2 separate regions of the Mus musculus genome follow, and region 1 is linked to region 2. Evidence: chromatin loops called from intact Hi-C (ENCODE). Cell type or tissue: heart. All regions are shown on one strand. Each heading gives the region's core, and the rest is flanking DNA. Links, peaks and the distances in the headings are about the cores only. Region 1 holds the start of Adgre5 (adhesion G protein-coupled receptor E5). Region 2 holds the start of Samd1 (sterile alpha motif domain containing 1).

What was found. A loop is a pair of places that touch in the nucleus more often than their neighbours do. Peaks named below come from ENCODE experiments on the same cell type or tissue, not always from the same donor. Only the 100,000 strongest peaks of a DNase experiment are listed, where the experiment ranks them.
Region 1: a loop joins it to region 2, with 3 times the contacts of the local background. A loop is called at or near these places in 1 of 42 quality-filtered maps.

The regions. Positions count from the first base shown.
Region 1 is chr8:83,739,991-83,742,876 of GRCm38, forward strand. Adgre5 (adhesion G protein-coupled receptor E5) reads right to left here and starts at 1,321. Exons shown (of 20, transcript NM_011925.2): 1 at 1,117-1,321. The coding sequence starts at 1,147. It overlaps Gm46046 (predicted gene, 46046), which reads left to right and starts at 1,296. Exons shown (of 2, transcript NR_168527.1): 1 at 1,296-1,626. In heart, for the core only: a CTCF peak has its summit at 1,166; DNase peaks (open chromatin) are centred at 261, 311 and 1,241; H3K4me3 peaks cover 1,945 bases; H3K27ac peaks cover 1,825 bases.
Region 2 is chr8:83,997,158-84,000,053 of GRCm38, forward strand. Samd1 (sterile alpha motif domain containing 1) reads left to right here and starts at 359. Exons shown (of 5, transcript NM_001081415.2): 1 at 359-1,408; 2 at 1,786-2,083; 3 at 2,167-2,263; 4 at 2,359-2,470; 5 at 2,560-2,896. The coding sequence starts at 515. The coding sequence ends at 2,718. In heart, for the core only: a CTCF peak has its summit at 1,598 (motif pointing left); DNase peaks (open chromatin) are centred at 684, 1,424, 1,864, 1,954 and 1 weaker place; H3K4me3 peaks cover 2,500 bases; H3K27ac peaks cover 1,366 bases; H3K27me3 peaks cover 343 bases.

The DNA.
Region 1 (2,886 bases), core at 1-2,500, 260 kb before region 2:
AAGTGCAGCCCAAAGTCACTGTGACCCAGCTTAGTGACAGCCAGGCAGGCCCCTGCAGCTGTTTGCCACCAACTGTGACACCCTGGGACTCTATTTCCTGGTTCTAGGTCCATGGCTACTGAGCTGCCTGCCACCTGTCACTAGCACTCAGGCCAGTCATTGTGGTTAGGGTGACCCCAGTTTGTGCCCCAAGTTCCATATCTTGGGGTAACTCCAGCTGGTGCCCCGTTCCATTTTTTCACTGTTTGTTGTCAAGTTACTTAGGTGACTTAGCCATCAAACAACGGTTGAGGCACCCAGGGTGGGGCGGGAAAGTCATGATGAAAGCCAAGTTCAAACCACAGCCTGGTAAGTTCCTTTCAGCCAGCAGCTCCGTCCCAGACAAGTCCCAAGGAGATTCTCTGCCTGTTCCTGGCACGGAGACAGCAGGGGACAGACTGGGGCAGGGGGAGTTCCCACCCTCGAAGAAATGGGCACCCTCACGTGGGTTTCTCTTCACATTGAGAGCGTCTGTTTGGGCAACAGTTTGCAAAGTGTACTTTAACCTACAGTTCTTTTTAGCTTTTTTTTTTTTTAAACTGTATGTGTTTTGCCTGCATGTATGTTTGTGCACTGCATGTATTATTGTACACTGCATGTATGTCTGTGCACTGCATGTCTGTTGCCCGTGGATGCAGAAGACAGTGTGAATCCCCAGGAACTGGAGTTACAGACACTTGTGAGCCACCATATAGGTGCTGGGACCCAGCCAGGTCCTCTCTTAATGCTCTTGACCTCGGCACCACCCCAGCCTCTAGCCTGCATTTCTTTTTCTTTTGTTCTTTTGAGACAGGGTCTTGCTGTGTAGCACAAGCTGACCTGAAATTGGTGACCCTGCTGCCTCAGCCTCCCTAATGCCCTGTGACACCATGCCTGCTTTGTTACCCTCTTTAACTGCCCCCGTGCCTCAGTTTCTCCCTCTTAGTCTCCAAACTGGCAACACTCAAGCCCATTAGGATCTGACACCCCCTGGAGAGCCCTCTGGGGCGCACAGGTGCGCCGGCTTCGACTGTCCCTGCCCCTCCTGGCCACGTCCCGCGAGTTCCCTCCCGGCTCCGCGCAACCCCGAGGTCTCACCAAGCAGGCCGGGGCATCTGACGCCCCTCATGGTGGCGCGGCACGGAACGGACAGCGTCTGGGGTTGATAGAGGGCTGTGGCGGCCGGCTGGGCTGGGCTTTTATGCAGCGGGCGTGAGCAGGGCCCTCCCCGGAACTGTCCTCCCCGCTGGAAAGTAACAGGAAAGTGCCGGGGAAACAGACCCAGGGCGCGCCGCGCGCCCGCGTCTGGAACAAACGCAACATTCCTCCCCCCCCCCCCCCGCGCGCGGCTCCGACACCCGCCCCCGCGGGGAGCTGGGTGGTGTGGTTCAGGCGTCCTGGGACGGGGACCAGGCACATCGGACAGAGCTGGGTGGAGCTCCCACCCGAACGATGTCCTGGGCGACCCTCGCCTTTCCCATCAGCAGGACTTGTCGGCTTCTTTTCCAAGAGAGAAACTGAAGTTCAGAGAAGCCAGGGGCCAAATAAGAACCAGAAGAGGACTGAGGGTCCTGCCGGGCTGACTGTCCAGGAACGAGAGACATCAAGGTTTGGAGATGCGGCTCAGTGTGCGCAGTGCTTGCTTAACCTGCCCGAGGCCCTGTCTAGCCTCAAAGCCACATAAGCCGGCAGAGGACCGCTAGCCTGTAATCCCAGCACTAATCAGGAGTTCAACTCATCCTCCGTTTTGTCGCTTTTGAAGCCTGCCCGCGCTACAAAAGACCTTGCCCAAAAAGACAAGGGGTCATGGCATGGCTGCGTTGGCCTATACTAATACCGTTCTCTGGAAAGCAGAGGCTAAACCGGAGGCCGTTTTTGGCCACTTAAGAGTTGCAGGCCAGCCAGGCCTACGAAGCATGAGTCTATCGCAAAAATAAAAAATAATAAAGTGGGGGAGGGAAGTGCTACCAAGATGGTTCAGCGGGTAAAGGCACTTGCCCCAAAACCTAACGACCTGATTTCTGATACCCAGGACCTCCATGATGGAAGGAGAGAGCCAACTCCTGGAAGTTGTCCTCTGACCTTCACGGGCACACGGTGCCACACACAAACCCAAACACTAAATAAACAAGTCAATAAATAAAACGTAATAAGGGGCCGGGCAGTGGTGGCGCATGCCTGTAATCCCAGCACTTGAGAGGCAGAGGCAGGCGGATTACTGAGTTCGAGGCCAGCCTGGTCTAGAGAGTGAGTTCCAGGACAGCCAGGACTGCACAGAGAAACCCTGTCTCAAAAAGCCAAAACAAATAAACAAACAAAAAACGTAATAAGGACTTAAAATAGAGGAAGAGAGAGCTTTGACCACGGGACATGGCTTACCACGGCAGGGCTTTTTGGTTACACGCACTGACCTTGCCACAGTCTATAGAGAGTCATGTGATGTACACTGGCTTCCTGTTTGAGTTACTTGTGTAACTATGGTTTCTTTTCATGTGTGTGTGTTGGGGGCGGGAAGAATGCCAAACCCAAGGCTTTGTGTATGCTGGACAAGCACTCTACCAAGGGAACTACATTCTCAGACACATCTAGTGATTTTTCAAAATATTGATTTTCTTTTTCTTTTTTTCTCTGAAACACGGTCTGGTCTCAAACAGCCCAGGCTGTCTTTCAACTCTATGTAGCCTAGGATGGCACTGAACTCCTGACTTCCTGTCTCCAAAGCCTAAGCCTGCTGGGATCACAGGCATAAACTACCAGGGGTGTCAGGCCTTCCTTTTACCTTAGTAAATTCTGGGTTCAAGTTGGGCCATGGTGGCGCACACCTTTCGTCCCAGCACTTGAGAGGCAGAGGCAGGTGGATCTCTGTGA
Region 2 (2,896 bases), core at 224-2,723:
GGCGGGCGGGGGCCCGGGCTCCACCTTAAAAGCGGGCGCGTGGGGGTGGGAGGGAGCGAGGAAGGCGGGCAGCGGGGGAGGGCGAGCAGGAAGGGGGGCCGGAGTGTCCCGGGCGCAGGGCGCGCGTGCGGCGGCGGCGGGGAGGGGCCGGCCGCGCCGCGCTCCCCTCCTCCCTCCTCGCATCCCCGGCCCCGCGCGCGCCCAGCAGAAGCGGGGCTGTTGTGTGCGTGCGTGCGAGTGAGTGAGTGTGTGCATATTTTTTTCCTCTTTTCTTTCTCTCTCACTATTTTTTTTTCTGTCTCTCTCGCGCGCTCTCCTCTCTCTCGCTTTTTTTTTTTTTTTTTTTTTTTTTTTTTTGCGAAGAAACAGCAGCGCCGCCGCCGCTCCGCCGAGGCGCTGCGCCCCCCGGGGGGAGGCGGAGGAGGCGGGCAGCGGCGGAGGGAGGGGAGCGGGGAGGGGGCGCCGCGCTGGGAGGGAGGCAGCGCGCACCGTGCAGCCGGGCCGGGCGGGAGGCATGGCGGGGCCCCCGGCCCTACCCCCGCCGGAGACGGCGGCGGCCGCCACCACGGCGGCCGCCGCCTCGTCGTCCGCCGCTTCCCCGCACTACCAAGAGTGGATTCTGGACACCATCGACTCGCTGCGCTCGCGCAAGGCGCGGCCGGACCTGGAGCGCATCTGCCGGATGGTGCGGCGGCGGCACGGCCCGGAGCCGGAGCGCACGCGCGCGGAGCTCGAGAAACTGATCCAGCAGCGCGCCGTGCTCCGGGTCAGCTACAAGGGGAGCATCTCGTACCGCAACGCGGCGCGCGTCCAGCCGCCCCGCCGCGGAGCCACCCCACCCGCCCCGCCGCGCGTCCCCCGCGGGGGCCCCGCCGCGCCGCCGCCCACGCCCGCCCCGCCGCCCGCGCCCGTCGCCGCCCCGACCCGGGCGCCCCGCGCGGCCGCCGCCACAGCGCCCCCTTCTCCCGGCCCCGCGCAGCCGGGTCCCCGGGCGCAGCGGGCCGCGCCCCTGGCCGCGCCGCCACCAGCGCCCGCCGCGCCCCCGGCCGCGGCGCCCCCAGCCGGCCCGCGCCGTGCACCGCCGCCCGCCGTCGCCGCCCGGGAGCCGCCGGCGCCGCCACAGCAGCAGCAGCCGCCACCGCCGCAGCCACAGCCGCCGCCGGAGGGGGGCGCGGCGCGGGCGGGCGGCCCGGCGCGGCCCGTGAGCCTGCGGGAAGTCGTGCGCTACCTCGGGGGCAGTGGCGGCGCCAGCGGCCGCCTCACTCGCGGCCGCGTGCAGGGGCTGCTGGAAGAGGAAGCGGCGCGAGGCCGTCTGGAGCGCACCCGCCTGGGAGCGCTCGCGCTACCCCGCGGAGACAGGCCGGGACGGGCGCCGCCGGCCGCTAGCGCACGCGCGGCGCGGAGCAAGGTGAGCGCACCGGGCAGGTGCGGGCGAAGTTGGCGGGGACCAGAGTCCCGGGAGGGAGCGGGACGTCAGGTGGCCGGGATTCGCCCACGGTCCCCGTGGACTCCGAACGCGGTGGTCTTGGTCAGTGATCTGATCTGCGGGAGCCTCAGTTTCCTCGGCTGTAAACGTGGATTGCTGACAGTAGCGACCCCTGGGGGTAGTTGAACGAGTTTAGTAAGACTTGGCTATTGAGGGCTTTATTAACCCAGAACCTGGCACGGAAACGACAGCACAGCGTAAAAGTTACTCCGTGTTGTTGTCAAAGGTGGCGTCGGACACTGGATTTCATCTGGGACTAGAAGAGCTCTAACTCTGCCTGCTTCTTTCTCTGGCCCCAGAGAGGTGGAGAAGAACGGGTGTTTGAGAAAGAAGAGGAAGATGAGGATGAAGACGAGGAGGAGGAGGAGGAGGACAATGTATCTGAGGGCTCAGAAGTGCCCGAGAGTGACCGCCCCGCAGGTGCTCAGCACCATCAGATTAATGGAGAGCGGGGCCCTCAGAGTGCTAAGGAGAGGGTCAAGGAGTGGTCGCCCTGTGGACCCTACCAGGGCCAGGATGAAGGACGGGGACCAGCACCTGGCAGCTGCACACGGCAGGTGTTCCCGATGACAGCTGTGAATAAAGAAGGGGGATCAGGTAAGGCCCCCTCTGGATTGGGGCAGTGCTGAGCAGGGAGCTGTGATCCCTAGCCTGACTGCCCTCTGCTTTTCCTTTCCCAGCTTGTGTTGGAGCAGCTCCAGATTCTCCATCTCCGGTGCCTTTGCCTCCAGGAAAACCAGCTCTACCTGGGGCTGATGGGACACCTTTTGGCTGTCCGTAAGTTGAGGCATTGGGAGCGTTGGGGGTTAGCACCTGGGTGTTAGGCAATCAGAGCTGTGTCAAGGTCACTGTTGCTCTCCATTCTGATGCAGTCCCGGGCGCAAGGAGAAGCCGACAGACCCAGTGGAGTGGACAGTCATGGATGTGGTGGAATACTTCACTGAGGCGGGCTTCCCAGAGCAGGCCACTGCTTTTCAAGAGCAGGTGAGTTCCCAGCCTGGGCCTACAGGTGTGTGTACGCACAGAGGGCCTCACGGGTGTTCACTGACCCTGCCCGTTTCTGTCCTGCCCAGGAAATTGATGGCAAGTCTTTGTTGCTCATGCAACGGACAGATGTGCTCACTGGCCTATCCATTCGCCTGGGCCCAGCCCTGAAGATCTACGAGCACCACATCAAGGTGCTTCAGCAAGGCCACTTTGAGGATGATGATCCTGATGGCCTTCTAGGCTGAGCACCCAGCCATGTCCCCACCCCAACCAGTCCAGACTGCACCCAGGGCGGCTCCATAGTCCAGGAGCTGGGCATGGGTACACTCAACCTTCCTAACAGACTCCAGGGAGGGGGTGCCCTTCTCCATTCTCCCCCTTTTCTCACACCCCTGACCTTAGTTCACCCCTCTCCACAGCAGT